Linked DNA regions of Mus musculus: region 2 is linked to region 1. Evidence: chromatin loops called from intact Hi-C (ENCODE). Cell type or tissue: left cerebral cortex. All regions are shown on one strand.

Region 1 (8,000 bases):
CCGAAAAGTCTGATTATTTCCTTTTCCCCAGTGTACAGTTACCCTTGTAAAAGGCCGTAGGTCCCTCTGGGGAAGAACTGGAGAAAGGGTAACAGGAGTAGAAACCATAGGCATTTGAGCAACTTCTTCATGTAACTTGCTTGTGCCTTCAGGACCTGCTCTGGCCCGATCACGTATATACCACTTCCATTTGATAATAGACTGCTGCTGTGCGCGTCCCACTTTATGACTTGCAGGGTCTGATAGTACCCAGCTCATGATGGGTAGTTCAGGTCGCATAGTAACTTGGTGTCCTATTGTCAAACGTTCAGTTTCCACTAAGGCCCAATAGCAGGCCAAGAGCTGTTTTTCAAAGGGAGAATAGTTGTCTGCAGATGATGGTAGAGCTTTGCTCCAAAATCCCAAAGGTCTTTTCTGTGATTCACCTACAGGGGCCTGCCAGAGGCTCCAAACAGCATCTCTATCAGCCACAGACACCTCAAGTACCATCGGGTCTGCTGGGTCATATGGTCCAAGTGGTAGAGCAGCCTGCACAGCAGCCTGGACCTGTTGAAGGGCCTTCTCCTGTTCCAGGCCCCACACAAAGCTAGCAGCTTTCCGAGTCACTTGGTAAATAGGCCTAAGTAACACACCCAAGTGAGGGATGTGTTGTCTCCAGAATCCAAATAGACCCACTAAACGTTGTGCTTCTTTCTTCCAATGTCCTTATATTGTCTCCAGCAAAAGGTGTAGCCCAGATTAAAGGTGTGTTCCACCACACCTTTAATCCCAGATGAAAGGCATAGCCCAGATTAAAGGTGTGTTCCTTAACTCGGAGATTCAATCTTCTGGAATCCATAGCCACTATGGCTCAAGATCTTCAAACCAAGATCCAGATAAGGATCTCCAAGCCTCCAGATAAGGGTCACTGGTGAGCCTTCCAATTCCGGATTGTAGTTCATTCCAAATATTGTCAAGTTGACAACCAGGAATAGCCACTACACAGTGTAAGGCTTTAGAGCAGTTTCCTAAGATGTCTTTTGGCTTGTAAATGATTCTCGGGCTAATCTTGCTTAGTTTGCTTTGTTTTTCCTGGAATTTCATATAAACAAAACCACCCAGTATAGTGTCTTGTATTGACTTCCATTTAGCATTTTTCTTTTGTTATTTATCTCATCAGGGAAAACTTATTTCTTTGATCACAGAGTAATATTCTACTGTAGACTTATCATGACTTGCTCACCCATTCCCTAGCATTCCCCCTGCAGCCCTTGAGATGGTCACAGTCCCGATTATAGCTTTGTGCTATAATAAACATAATATAATTATATATCATATTATATAATTATAATAGAATCAGTGCTATGATCACACTGATTGATTTTCAGGATGATTTGATTCACAGAACGAATCCTGTGTTCCCAGGTTCAACTCCCCTGGTTATGTATTAGCTTTTTAAAAATGTTGTTGAATTTGATTTGATAAAATTTTGTCTGTGTCTTTGTGCCTATGTTTATGAAGGATGTTGACCAAAAAATCCCCCCCCCCCCAGCCTCCCGGGTCTGAGGTCTTTAGTCAGGATAAAACCGGTCTTAAATAAATTCAGATAATGTATTTTGCAATTCTTTGCGGAATGTCGAGAAACATTACACTATACACAAAATGGTAACCTGGCAGGTGTCGTTTAAATGTACATATTTAATATATAAGTGATTTATTTGTTCCTACATTTCTCGATTTCCCCTTAGTTTCCACAACAAACATTTATATCAATTATAACAATTATTCACACATAGCTGAATAATTGGCTGAATTCATATATGACTTGTAACACAGACTTAAAGAAAAACAAAAAACAAAACAATTAGACCAAGGAACTATGGGGATGGGGGATGGTATTTGCTAGAGATGGAACTGAGAACCTTAGAAACTGTGGAAACTCTTCCAGAACAGACCTTCCTACCCTGTATAGACCCGCACCATGAACACCCGTTACAAGCTTTTATAAGTAACAATTGTACAAGGCACCCCGTGGCCCTATTTACTTTATAAAGTTAACCCAGCATTACTTAATACTAAACTTTTTTTTCCTATGAAGATGCACAATGGTTTAATCCAAAGAAGGCACGTCAAACAATGAAACTCCAAGTTAGTGCAGCCTGAAGGATACTAGTTGAACTGGGCATGCTCAGTCGCCAGGCAGATTTTTTTTTTTTTTCCCAGTGAAGTGGAAACTACAACTGCGCGTACCGGGTGAACGGGGGTGGGCGTGCCCTCGTGGAATTTAGAACGTTCTCTTAGCCAATGGGGCCTCGCGGCTGGCTGGCAGGGCTCGCCATTGGGGGACCGGGATGCGAGCGAGTGGAGCGCCGGGGGAGGAAGCGGAGGTGCAGGTCGGAGAGGCCGGGCTAGCCGAGCCCATTGCGGGAGTAGCAGCAGCGGCCAGGCAGCATCCAGCAGTGTGCCAGGCGGCCCAGAACATTGCTTTACTTTTTTTGCTGCACCAACGTAGTCATTATGCCGAAGAGAAAGGTAAGTCCTGTAAAGGGGGAAAAAAAAACCCTGCTCGCAGGCCCTCGAGTGTGTTTGGAGTAAGCCCCCTGCGCTGCGATGAACGCGGCGATGCGCCTAATAACTCAGGCGCTGGGCACGGCCGCTGCCCGCTCCTTCTGCAAATGCCTGTTGCTGACCTCGCTCGCCCCGCACGGAGCTCTGAGTGTTACTTTCCCTCCAGGGACGTCCTCCCCTCTCCATCAACTCCTGCTTGGAATGGTTTCCATCTCTTGCCAGCAGCCAGGGCGGGTATCCATCCCCCTCGCAGGAGTTTCCTCTTGGCAAACTCAGGTTGTTCTCAGGGTGGAGGGAAAGCAATGAGAGGAGTCTCCCGGGCCAGGGAAATCGAAAAACGTGGAAGCACTCAGAGGAGCTAGGCGGGGTCCGGAGTGTCCCCTGGGCCGTGCCCTGGGCGAGCGCGATGCGGGCGGAAGGCCGGGAGAGGGAAAGCCATGTTTCCCTACGCCAGCCCTGCTGCGCCGCGGACCCGTATGTACCCACTCCGGTGTCAATCACCAGCCGCGAGGGCGGGCGGGGCAGTGCGCAGCGCCGGGTAGGCTGCAAAGAAGGGGACTGGTGCCAAGCTCACTGACCCTGCCAAGGTCAGGGGCCACCAAGCCCCTGCCACTGTCCCACCCACGACCCCACGCTTGGCCAGGCAGGGAACCGAGGTCTTTTTAGTCTCTCCTTTGCCCCTGGTGGGTTGTGTCCCCTCCGCGCAGGGACGTCATGAGCCACACGTGGGGCCACACAGCTCCCTCAGGGTGGGGCTTCGACTTGTCATTGGACTGGTGAAGGAAGGGCAGATATTTTTCTACCCCTCCCAGAGAAAAGCGATGTGTGAGGATTGCGTCCTAAGAAAAAAACCTTCCTGCCACCTGCCCAAAGGACCCAAGTCAACCATCTTGGCCATTAAAGTTGAAACTTGGTTAATACCGTTTTCTCCCGAAGACTGTGCACTGTGTGTGTGTGTGGTTGCTTTATTTAAAACTATCAAAGCTTTAAAATTTTTAGAAGCTTTTGCTTCCTTATGCATCGTCACTAAGAATTTTATTATAAACAACTCCACTCCTTTAAAATGTATTTTATTACATTGATTGATTGATTGATTGTATTCACAGGAGGCACTGACACCCAGATTGCAGTAGTAGGCTCTCTCCTATCGTGTGGGTTGTGGGGATCTACAGCAAGTGTATTTACTCTTTGAGCCAGCCCAAGCACCTCCATTCTTTAAAAGAAAATCGATCATACTATTAGAACATGAACCTACTCTGTGTCTCATGGTGGGTGGAGTCTGATGTGCTTTATCTGGCTTAATCTACATAACCACGGAACTGTTTTAGTCTCATTGAGCAGCGTCTTAAGATTCATTGCCAACATTTCATTAACCAGTCATTGGTTTAGAGTGGAGCTGTGAATCCCGAAGGCCTTACTTGACACCGTTGTTAACGCTTTCTCTTCGTATAGAGGGATTCAGGAAATTCTGAGCCTTGTAGTTGAAGAAGCTCATGGCGTGTGAAGAGTGGGAACACTTGAGACTCTTGTTCAAGTGTCCTTTGATGGCAGCATTGTTTTTACAGTGATGTCACTGTTTGCAGCCTTGTATCTAAGGTTGGTAACGTGTTGGGAATTCTAGCAGAATCAGAGGAACTAATTATCCAGAAAAGAGCTTGAGAGGGAATGGAGGCCAACTCTTTCCCTGGAATTATTAACATGTTTGAATAACCAGCAGATTTAATGGAACGTTTCCTTGATCAAGGGCCACTGCTGGTGAAGCCATTCCTCTTGTTTTCTGTCACTAGCCATCTCTAAAGGGGAAGATGGGAAGGAAAAAGTGGGGTACAAAGTGGCTTTATGTTTTACTTCTCTGGAAGGCTGGGACTCTATTGAGTTAGCCAATACCCAATCCTTCAACTAGGGGCAAAGTGGTGTTCGTATGTATGTATGTATGTAATGTATGTATGTATGTATGTATGTACGTATGTATGTATGTGTGGGGGTCTTCAGGACATCTGAGAAAGCCTCCTCAGTTAACAGGAAGTCCTTTTACTGATAACTGGAAGCCAGACACCTGCCTTGGTACCTGGGTAGGCACAGCCACAGATTGCCTGGCTGTGACGGCCAGCCCACCTAGGAGTCAAGCCTTATAGTGCCTGGTGGAGTCTTGGAGTTCCTCGGAATTGACATTAGAAACCACTGTCCCCAAGTGAAAGCCTACACAGCCATGCAGGAAAGGAATTGGAGACAATCCATGCATAGTCCTTAGAGGTCTGTAAGGTCAGGTAATAACCTGAGGATTTGCATACTATATTGCACACTGTATTTTCTTAGCTAAAGAACTACTTGTTCTGCTTTGTAAATTAAATTGTGGTATACACTACACACACACACACACACACACACACACACACACACACACACACACACACACACACACAGGAATGCAAGCATAGGAGCATGGGTGGAAGCCAGAGGTCCAAGCTGGATATCTTTCTCTATTGCTCTCCACCTTATTTTTTGTCAGGGTCTCTCCTAGAGCTCATTGATTTGGCTAGACTGACTATCTCTACCTCTCCAGCACTAGGCTTACAGACATGCAGACACCTAGCTATTATCTGAGCGCCAGGGATCAGATTCAGTTCCTTAAGTCTGAGGGGCAAACCCTTTACCCACGGAGCCATCTCCCCAACCCAAAATCAGTGTTAAAAGTACTCATACCATGTTTTCCTTGCCATCTCTGCTCTTTGTTTCATGAAAACATTATTTAATGAACTCCCCAGTACTGCAGGGCAAGGGGTGGTACTCATAAAGTCAGTGGAGACATCTGAAGATCTAGCACTGTTTAAATATTGGAGGGACACACAGTTCGTTCTCCAGGAGCTTATATTTAATTCAGTGAAGTCATAAGATTAGCAGACCAAAAAAAAAAAAAAGTGCTGACTGACAATGGACTTATATAGGTTACAGAATATGCTGTTCAGATTCAAAGACTGTAGGATAGATAAGAACACAGGTTGAATTTGTGCTGGTTGGTCTTGAAAAAGTGTGGGTAGGACTCAAGGGGAAAAAAATCAGGATCATTTCCTGTTACCAGGCATCTAGATGCCTCTTGTCATTACATCCTAACATGACTACTCCCCAGCTGCCCAACTTCAAGGCCACAATGCCACCCATATTATTAGAAACTATTTTAAGGCACATCTTTGTAAATTTTGTGTGTGTGTGTGTGTGTGTGTGTGTGTGTGTGTGTGTGTGTGTGATTAAACCAATTTAAATGAGTGCTGTTTGATTTTTTTTAAGCAGTGTAGCCCTCAACTTTTTAATGTCCTTCTGAGATTTAAATACTGCTGAGTTTTCTGTTATATAATGGTGATGAGTGAGCGAAGTCTCATGGATTCAGGTAGGGGTAGGACAATGACTGCCTGAGTTCTAGACTGTTCTGCTCAAACATCGACAGATGCCATCAGCAGTCATGTTGTGATGGGATGTTCTATACAGAAGCATTACCAGCAAGGCCTGCATTCAGTCCTGGCCTGGTCAGCAAACACATTCTCACATCCTTTGTATGTTTCTAATTCCTTATCCCTAGAATTCTGTGGCGGGCATGTCATTCCAGAAACTGTCTAGTATGGCAATGTCTACGGAGTAGATATAGGGTGTATAGTGGTCTCTTTCCATTTAGAGACTCAAGAAAGCAAAGCCTTCCTAGTCTTCACTTTTTTTTTAAATCAGCTGTAAGAGTTCCCTGGTGGAATGTTCTCATTCATAGTATGCATGCTTACTATGGTATACACAGATAGTATACTTGTGTATAATTTCCTATATGCACTACTATGAATAATACATATATGCACATCTGCAAATAACAATGCTGTGAGTTCTTTCTTTTCAATTAGTATCTTCTTGATCTCCTTTAGTTGTCATTTTGCTCCAACTAAAACTTCAAGTACTGTATTGAGTAGATATTGAGAGAGCATTGTCTTTCATGGAATTTCTTTTAATTTCTCTCCATTTAATTTGATGTTGGCCATAGATGTAGACAGCCTTCTTTGTGTTTAGGTGTATCCTTTGTATCTCTCCCCTCTCCAAGACCTTTGTCATGAGAGCGTGTTGGATTATGTCAAAGACTTTTTCAGCATCTAGTGAGATGCTCATGTTGGTTGTTTCCTTCAGTTTGTTTATGGTGAATTATATTTACCATTTCCCATGTTAAACCATCCATACGTCTTTGGGATGGCACCTTCTTGATGATGGGGGATGATCTTTCTGATGTGTTCTTGGATTCTGTCCTTTTTATCTCTCTCAAGTATTTTAGTATTTTTGCAGCTATGTTCATAAAGAAAAATTGGCCTATAACTCTCTTTCTTTGTTGAGTTTTTGTAAGGTTTGGGTGTCAGGGTAACTGTAGCATCATAAGATGAGTTGGGTAATGTTCCTTCTGTTTCTATTTTTTGGGGTAATTTGAGGAATTTTTGGCATTTACTCATCTTTGAAAGTCTGGTTTTGTGCTAAAGCCCTCAGCTCTTTTGGGTGGGGAGGCTTCTAATAACTGCTTCTGTGTCATTAGGGGTTGCAGGTCTATTTAAATTGCTTATCTGATATTGATTTGACTTTGCGAAGTGGTAGCTATCAAGAAAATTATCCCTTTTTTTAGATTTTCCAGTTTTGTGGAGTACAGGTTTTTAAAGTATTTCCTTATGAGGACTGCCTGGATTTCCTTAGTGTCTGCTGTTATGTCCCCATTTTCATTTCTGATTTTATTAATTTGGATTATCTCTCGGTGTCCTTTAGTTATTTTGGATAAGGGCTTGTGTTTGGGGCATAAATGTTAAGATTTGAAATATCATCTTGGTGGATTTTTCCTTTGATGAGTATAAAGTGCCCTCCCTCATCTCTTTTGATTAGTTTTAGTTTAGAGTCCATTTTGTTAGGTATTAAAATGGCTACACCTGCTTGCTTCTAAGGACCATTTGCTTAATATATATTTTTTCTAATGTAGTGAAAATTTTGGTTTCTTAAAAGAAACCCAGTTATGTATGTGAATATATTTTTGTTTTAATCTCAGGTGTGGAAAAGAGGCTACTTCACGGCAGTGGTTATGATCTCGTTCTTGCTCTAGCAGGAGTGTGATTTTGCCAGAAGCATATAGTTTCTGGGGGTGTGTGACCTTTGGAATTCTGGGGACTTTTGAGACAGTATAAATGCCAGAACCCCGAGTGGGGCTGGACACACCCTCCATGGAGGTTGCTGCTCCCTCTGCTGCTGTGGTTTATCAAGTAGTGATCAAAGAGGCAGAAGAAATTGGAGATGGCCTAATGATGAAGATTGGACTTGCCCCCAAGGAACTCAATGTTCCTAATTAGCAGGAAGTAGTATAAAGAGGTCTCTACCTTCTTTCTCCTCTAACCTTTTTCTTCTACCCAGTGTTGGGAGGTTTGAAGGGTTTATTTTAGGATGTGATAAAGTTT
Region 2 (8,000 bases), 220 kb before region 1:
AACCAGGATGTCTAATTTTCTACTTAGAAACCAGTTTTCCCCCTCTCTGGGAACTTTTCTCAAAGATGAGGTAGTTCATAGTGAACAGAAGAAATAAGTCTCGCTAAAATGGCTCTACCATGGGATCCAAGATTGGTATTGACAGCTCCTTGATATCCATGATAAGTTACCTTGAATTCCTTTCATAATTTTAAATCCATGTCATAAATTCCAACTAAGCTGCATTGTGGCTGACTTGAACCTGGATATTGAATGTATGTCATGTGAATTTCCTTTAGAGGGCACTATTGATTCTCTGAAACCATGGGAACCTTTCTTCATGTTCTCTGGGAAGGTTGGCCAAAGTTGAAATCTTACTGGGTTTCAAAACTACTTAGAAGGAAGTTAGCATAGATTACGAGTCTAGTACTTGGACTAGATTGTCCATTAACAGAGCAGTTCAAAAGCTAATCCAGAGTGTTAGTTGCTAAGACAAGTCATCAAACAGTACACACAATTTGCTATTTGGTTATATCAATGGATGCATTTGCCTTTTAAAACGCTTCAAATGAAAATTTGCTTTTGTAACATAATATAAAATTTAATTTCAATAATCCAATTATTTTGTTTAGAAACATAACCACATTTTAAGGATCCATTATCTCATTCTAGAAACAGATAACATGTATTTGAGAGACCCTGTATTTGTAGGATTATCATTCAGAAATTCATTAAGACTATTTGGAGATACTGTAAAAATATTTTCTTTGAATTTGTTGTGCCTTATAGAATCTGATAATTCATTGAATTTTGACAAATGACAAAGGATATTTCCTTTTGTTTGTTTCATCTAAATTAACAAAAACATTGAAAGATTGGTTTACTGCTGTTTTTGATCAAATCTAGAATGTTTACTGCTTTTTTAAAAATCAAATTTAGAATAAAAGGAAGTCTCAAATATTCCAGTGCTCAAAAGCCTTTATTGTGGATGCAAATACTTTCATATTATCCTCTGTAGAGGTTTGCTTCACTTTCATATCACAAAGTAGTGACCAAACATGTATCTTGTACAGTAAATTCTTACTGAATTGTCAATGTCTATGTCAAGAAAAGGCAACATTTTATAAACAAATGAAAATGCCATTATGTTCCAAAGATCAAACAAAACAATAAACTCCCATTATCTAATGAATTCAATATTAATTCCTCAAGTCAGCCCTTTGAACTCTTCATTGGATGCCCAGGTCTACCTTCTTAGCCTCAGATTCCTTTACCAACGATCTAAGCTCTCAGAGAATGACACTTCCCAGTATTATCAGGCACATATTTCCAGAAATATAAACATAAATATTTAATGCATCTTTCACAGCATTTTGAATATTTCTAACTTAACGAAGTCCTTCCTAACCCTCCTAGCAATGCTCATTGCTTTGAGACTGGAACCACTTGTTGAAAGATGTCAGTCACACTAAGCTTATGTATCCAGAACTAGAAAAGCCTTTGGCTGGCTTCACAACTCCAGGAACATAGGTTCAGATTGGCTCTGAGCCTCACCAACCCCTTGTTCACCTGGCAATATCTAGTAAAAGTCTTCTTCCCAGCTCAAGCCATTGAAACTGTAATCACCCTCGCAAGATTTTTCAATGGCTTTAACTGATCAACATTTGCATTTTACTGGTGGGATGTAGGGAAGTTCTCCTTTCTGAGTGATGGACTGGGGACTGTGACTGCTGGTACAAAAGTCTTGATACCACTCCACCTTCTCCCTGGAACTAGGGAAAGAGCCTGTCCATATCATTCATGCCCAGGATAGTGACTACCAATGCCACAAGACTCACCATTGCCAGATCGTTCTACATCCTGACATATGGGACATTCTTACCCATGCTCTGCAGTTTCATGACCACATCTACTAAAACTAAAAGCTTCACAATATCCTATATCAAAAGAAGTATAGATACTATTTCTATTAGCCAAAATGTCATCTACCAATAGATGCTATGCATGACCTAGAGAACATCTCAGAAAATCATGAACTTGAGATCACAGCTGTTGGTGCCCAACATCCTAGAGCCACTTCTATTTGTTCCCTGAAACAAGGAGAAGGAATCATCTGGATTCCCTAACTCAGGGGAAGAGGTTAGCTACTCTATAACCTCTGAAACCAATGTCAACGTCCCCATGGAAATGATAGAAGATATACTTTGTGTCTAAACATACTAAATTCAATATTAACAGTGCCACAAACTGCAGAACCAGGTGTGCTCCTCTGGCAGGATCTGAGGACAGCGCTTATCATGTATGATGCAAGAACTGTCTGATGATGTCAAATATTCCAGCATCTCCCACATTCATCCTGAAAGTCCTGGAGAAGGTTTCTTTATATCCTGTGCTGCCAGAACTGTGGTTGCTGGTGCTCAAACCCTGGGCACCAACTGCACTTGCTCTAAGGGATCTGAGGACAGCCCTTTCCACACCACACCACCATGATGTAGTAGTTATCACTAAAAGAACCAGTGGCATCAGGGATCAACCCTATGACACTTTAAAACATATCTCAGGAGTACACTAATGCTTCAAAAATAGGAAATTGAAGGTAGCCTATAAAATGCCTGAAAACAATAATTTTATAACAGTGGCTGAAAGTAAATGAAGTGAGATGCAAGAGGATGTAGAAAGATAACAAAAGGATATAAAAATAATGGAAAAATTCACCAAAGAGAAACCACAAAGAAAGGAAGGAAGGAAGGAAGGAAGGAAGGAAGGAAGAAAGAAAGAAAGAAAGAAAGAAAGAAAGAAAGAAAGAAAGGAAGGAAGGAAGAAAGAAAGAAAGTGATGTCATGGAACGAAAATACTTCAGTCAATGAAATAAAAACATAATAGGGAGCTGGAGAGATGTTTTATTGTTTAACCATACTTGCTATTCTTCAAGAAAGTCCAACTTCAATTCCCAGCATCCATGTGGTGGCTCATAACTATTTATAACTCCAGTTCCAGGAAACTCTTGTGCCCTCTTCTGGTCTCTTCAGGTACTGCATGCACACAGTGAACAGATGCATAGGCAGGCAAAACCACAAATACACATAAATTAATAAAATAATAATAAAACCTTTAAGATGAAAAATACAATAGAAAACTTCTACTAAAACTAGAAAAACAAGAAGAAAGAATTTATGAACCTTAGTTGTTATGGAAGTTTTCTGTTATATTTTTCTTCTTAAAGAAATACAACTAGTTGAATAGATTCAGTAAGGCAAAAATGACAAGGAAAAATAAAAATAGAATTCTATCAGAAACGAGAATAAATTTTATAAAAACTTTAAAATATAACTCATCAGACAATTGTTTATACTATGAAAATTCATAATAAATAATGATAATCTGACAGTGTTGATATCTTCAGAGATGTGGGGAGGTGAATTAAAGCCTCAAAAGCCTCCAATTAGACCCAAATAATCCTTCAGCAAGTCATATTATAGTTAAAATGTCAAAAGTTTAAACAGAAGCCCCTAAAAACAGGAAGTTTCAAGAGCATTGTCAAGAGAAAGCTTATTAGGCATACAGCAAATCTTGATGTAGAAACAAAAACAAAAGCAAAAACAACAAAAACCACACAAACCAACAAACAAACAAATAAACAAACAAATATGTATAGGGGCTGACAAGATTCCTCATTGATTAAGGATACTTTCTACATACAACATGATGGACATAATTTAGATTCCGGCACCATGTAACAAGTTAGGTATCCCTCAAATGCTTGTAATTTCATCTTCAAGAGATCTGACACACATTTTGTCTTCTATGTATGTGTACCTTAACACACAAGTGTTACTCTGCAGGTTAAAGAAAAACATATTATGCCCAGCAAAATTACTCATAAAAATTGAAAGTGAAATGATCTCTCTCAGATAAAAATAAACTGAGGACATTGATTGCCATGGACATATTGAAATGCTGTGCAAACCTGATGACATGAGTTTCATTCAAGAAGCACACAGTAGAGGGAGAAACCCAAATTCTGAAAGTTGTCCTCTGAACACACACACACACACACACATATACATATCATATATATACATAATAACAATAATATAATTTTATAAAAATATTTTAACAGAGTCTTACATTAGAAATGAAAGGATAACTTATCATAGAACATTAATCACACAAAACTCAGTAGAAGAACAGATATACAAAAGAAAGAGTTAAACCTTAGCACAACAGAAAACTGCTAAGTCATAGAAATAGTAAAAGAGGTGAAATGAAAAAAAATATACAAAACAAGCAGAATATAATCAACCTAAAGAAAGGAGAAAGCTGTGTTTATCAACAATAATATTGAATGTAAATTATGGATTAAATGTACCAAACAAAGACATAGACTGTATACATATGCACATGCACACACCAAAACAAAACACAAGACCCAACTATTTGCTGCAAATAAATAAAAGATTGGAAAAGACACATTGTAGCTTATAACACAGAAATACAAAACCTTAAAGGTACATGAATGACTATTTCATTAAAAATCTGTCTTAGGAGTAGATAATTTTCTGGAATCATATAACCTAATAGAAAATAAGTAGAGAATTTAAATATAAACAAACTAATGGTGTGTAATAAACTTGAAGCAATAATTTTGTCCTATGGAAGTTCTGGATCTGATGGCTTTACTGATGAATTTTATAAAGTGTTTTAATAAAAATTAGTTCCAGTTATTTTTGAATTACTGAACAAATTAAAATAGAAATCTTTCAAACTCTTTTAAAGAAGCCAGATGTACTCTAATGCCCAAACCAGATGAAACTACATTAAAAAGAGAAAACTAACAGCCCTACACACCATGAATATAAGTGCAACAATTCTAAATAATCTTCTAAAATCTCCTTTCCCCCACTGGTATAATGTTGGCTGTAGGTTTGTCATATAAGGGCATCACTATGTTGATATATGTTTCTTCTCTTCCAGACTCCTTCAGGGCTTTTATTATGAAAAGATGTTATACTCTTCCAAGGGCCTTTTCTGCATCGAATGAGATCCTTGCGATTCCTGGACATATGTCCACTTATGTGCTGAATTACACTTATTGATTTGTACATATTGAGCCAACTTTGCATCACTGGAATGAAATAAACTTGGTTATGGTATATGATATTCCAAATGTGTTCCTAGATTTGGTTTGTAAGAACTTTATGAACAATTCTTGCATATACGTTCACAGGGGAACCAAGAGAACTTGGTCTCTACTTTTAATTTGTTTGTTTTCCTTGAGTCCTTTTCCTGGTTTGAAGTCAGGATCATGCTGACTTCATAAGAAAGGTGAGTAAGGATCTTTCCCTTAGGAGCACTGATATTAGTTATTCTCTAAATGTTTGATAGTTTTCTAGGTCCTGAGTTTTCTCCTTTGGCACGCTTTTTATTAGTGCTTCAATTTCATTGATAGGGATTTTTGAGGTTGTTTATATATCTCCCTGATTTAATTTGGATAGATCTTGTGTTTCCGTGATGTGTTACTTTTCTATTGCTGTGTTAAAGGCCATGGTCAGAAAGCAGCTTGGAGAGGAAAGAGCTTATTTGACTTATACTTCCAAATCACAGTTCATCATGTGATGGCACGGCAGGAACTCAAAGTAGGAAGCAGAAAGCAGGAACTGAAGCAGAAGCTGTGGAGGGAGGGAGGCTGCTTCCTGTCTTGATCCTTGTGACTTTGTCAGATTTCCTTATGCGACTCAGTACTACCTGCCCAGAAGTGGTACCACCCCATGGGATGGACCCTCCCATATCAATCATTAATCAGGAAGTGCCCCACAGTCCTGCCTGGGGAGACATTTTCTCAGTTGATGTTCTTCTTCCTAGATAAATCTGATGTATCGAAGTTGACATAAAACTGCCCCAAATACATCATGTTATCCATTTCTTGTAAAATTTTCAGTTGTGTGGGATATAATTTTTTAAAGTAGCTCCTAATGATTCTCTGAATTTCACTGGAATCTACAGTAACATTATTGTTTTCATTTCCAATTTTATTTTTCTATTTTTATTTTATTTATTTATTTATTTGTTTACTTATTTATTTATTTTTGGTTTTTTGAGACAGGGTTTCTCTGTGTAGTCCTGGCTGGCCTCGAACTCAGAAATCCACCTGCCTCTGCCTCCCAACCAATTTTATTTTTGATAAATGGTTTTCCACCCCTTTGCTCTCAGTGTGTAAGATTCTTTACCAGTGAACTATGCTTCTTTTTTTAAAAATTTTTTATTAGGTATTTTCCTCATTTACATTTCCAGTGCTATCCTAAAAGTCCCCCATACCCTCCCCCCGCCCATTCCCCTACCCACCCACTCCCACTTTTTGGTCCTGGCGTTCCCCTGTACTGAGGCATATAAAGTTTGCATGACCAATGGGCCTCTCTTTCCACTAGTGGCTGGCTAGGCCATCTTCTGATACATATGCAGCTAGAGACATGAGCTAGGGGTACTGGTTAGTTCATATTGTTGTTCCACCTATAGGTAATGCTTCTTAGAAATAACAGTCAACGAGATCTAGTTTTTAAATCCAGTCACTCTGTACCTTTCTATTAGTAAGTTGAGGCCATTTACATTTGATGCTATTACTGAGAGATATTTACTCAGTCCTGTAACTTTGTCATTTTTTTTTCTTATTGGATTTATGCTTATTCTTTACTTTCTTTCTCATTCATATCAACATGTATCAGGGGTTTGATGACTTATTGCATTGGACACAACGGATTTCTTGTTTGCTTTCTTCATCTAACTTTTGTTATACAATTTTACTTTCCTATGATTTCATGATTGAAACTCATACTGAGTATACATCATTTCTCAAACGCTATGCTAGCCTGGCGATCGTGAACTATCTTAGTTTGTGCTTATTTTGACCTTTCCTTATTTTGGCAGCAATCTTAGATGATGTTGCTGGATGTAGCACTCTTGGTTGGCAGTTACTTAGTTTCAGAACTTGAAATTCCTTGTTTCCGTCATTATTTACTGATAAGGGATCTGATGTTTTCCTGATATTTCTCCCTTTGTAGATATGTTGGCATTTTTCTTTCAGCCTTTAATATTGTTACTTTGCTTTATGCTTTTTGAAAATCTAACTTATCTGGTCATGTGCACTCTGGAGCTCTAAATGATTCATATTTATATATCTATTTCTTTCTTTAAATTGGATAATTTTCTCTTATAATTTTATTAAATAAATTCTTTATGTGTCTAATCTCAACTCCTCTTCCATCCTGTGGATTCTTTAGGTTCAGTCTCTTGATTATTTACCAGAGTTCTTGGCTACTGTTGCCATATTTCTTCCACTTGGTCATTTGATTGAGTTTAATGCTCTTCACTGGATTTTGTTGTTTGATTCATTTAATAGTTAAAATTGATTAATTTCTGTCATAGTTAGGGTTTAATTGCTGTGAAGAGACACCATGACCACTGCAACACTTATAAATGAGAACATTTAATTGGGGCTGGCTTACAGTTCAGAGGTTTAGTCCATTTTTGTCATGGCGGAAAACATAGTGGTGTGCAGTTAGACACGGTGCTGGAGAAGGGGCTGAGAGTTCTACATCTCAACCCAGAGGGAGCAGGAGGACCAATTGGCTTAGCTTCTGATACTTCAAAGATTCCTAGTCACACACCTTCTCCAACAAAAACACACCTCCTAATAGTGACATTCCCTGTGGGTCTATGGGGGCCATTTTCTTTCAAATCATCACAATTTCTAATATTTCTACTTATTGAGTATGATTTTTTTCTCAAAAAACCCTCAATTTCCTTGGTGAATATTTTATTTGTATTGCTAATATTATCATCCATTTTTAATGATTTTGTTCTCTGTGTTGCTTATTTTCCCTGCTGGATTCTGAATTGAATCCATCTATTTCTTTGTATCTTCCTTTAAATAATTGATTTTTTTTAAATCAGAAAAGCTTTGAATACTCATCTCACATCTTATCTTTTGAGTTCAATAGTTTAAAAGCTATGATTTTTGGAAAATT

The links. Peaks named below come from ENCODE experiments on the same cell type or tissue, not always from the same donor. Only the 100,000 strongest peaks of a DNase experiment are listed, where the experiment ranks them.
Region 2: it touches region 1 in a loop (3-fold over the local background); 2 of 42 quality-filtered maps call a loop at or near these places.

The regions. Positions count from the first base shown.
Region 1 is chr9:83,140,942-83,148,941 of GRCm38, reverse strand. It overlaps Hmgn3 (high mobility group nucleosomal binding domain 3), which reads left to right and starts at 2,335. Exons shown (of 6, transcript NM_026122.4): 1 at 2,335-2,511. The coding sequence starts at 2,497. In left cerebral cortex, no CTCF peak of the experiment used is centred here; DNase peaks (open chromatin) are centred at 3,061, 3,237, 3,807, 4,022 and 2 more places; H3K4me3 peaks cover 2,359 bases; H3K27ac peaks cover 1,750 bases.
Region 2 is chr9:83,363,424-83,371,423 of GRCm38, reverse strand. No RefSeq gene overlaps it. Among named protein-coding and RNA genes, the nearest start is that of Gm46123, 16 kb to the right of the region's middle. In left cerebral cortex, CTCF peaks have their summits at 279 (motif pointing right) and 3,005 (motif pointing left); DNase peaks (open chromatin) are centred at 295 and 2,991.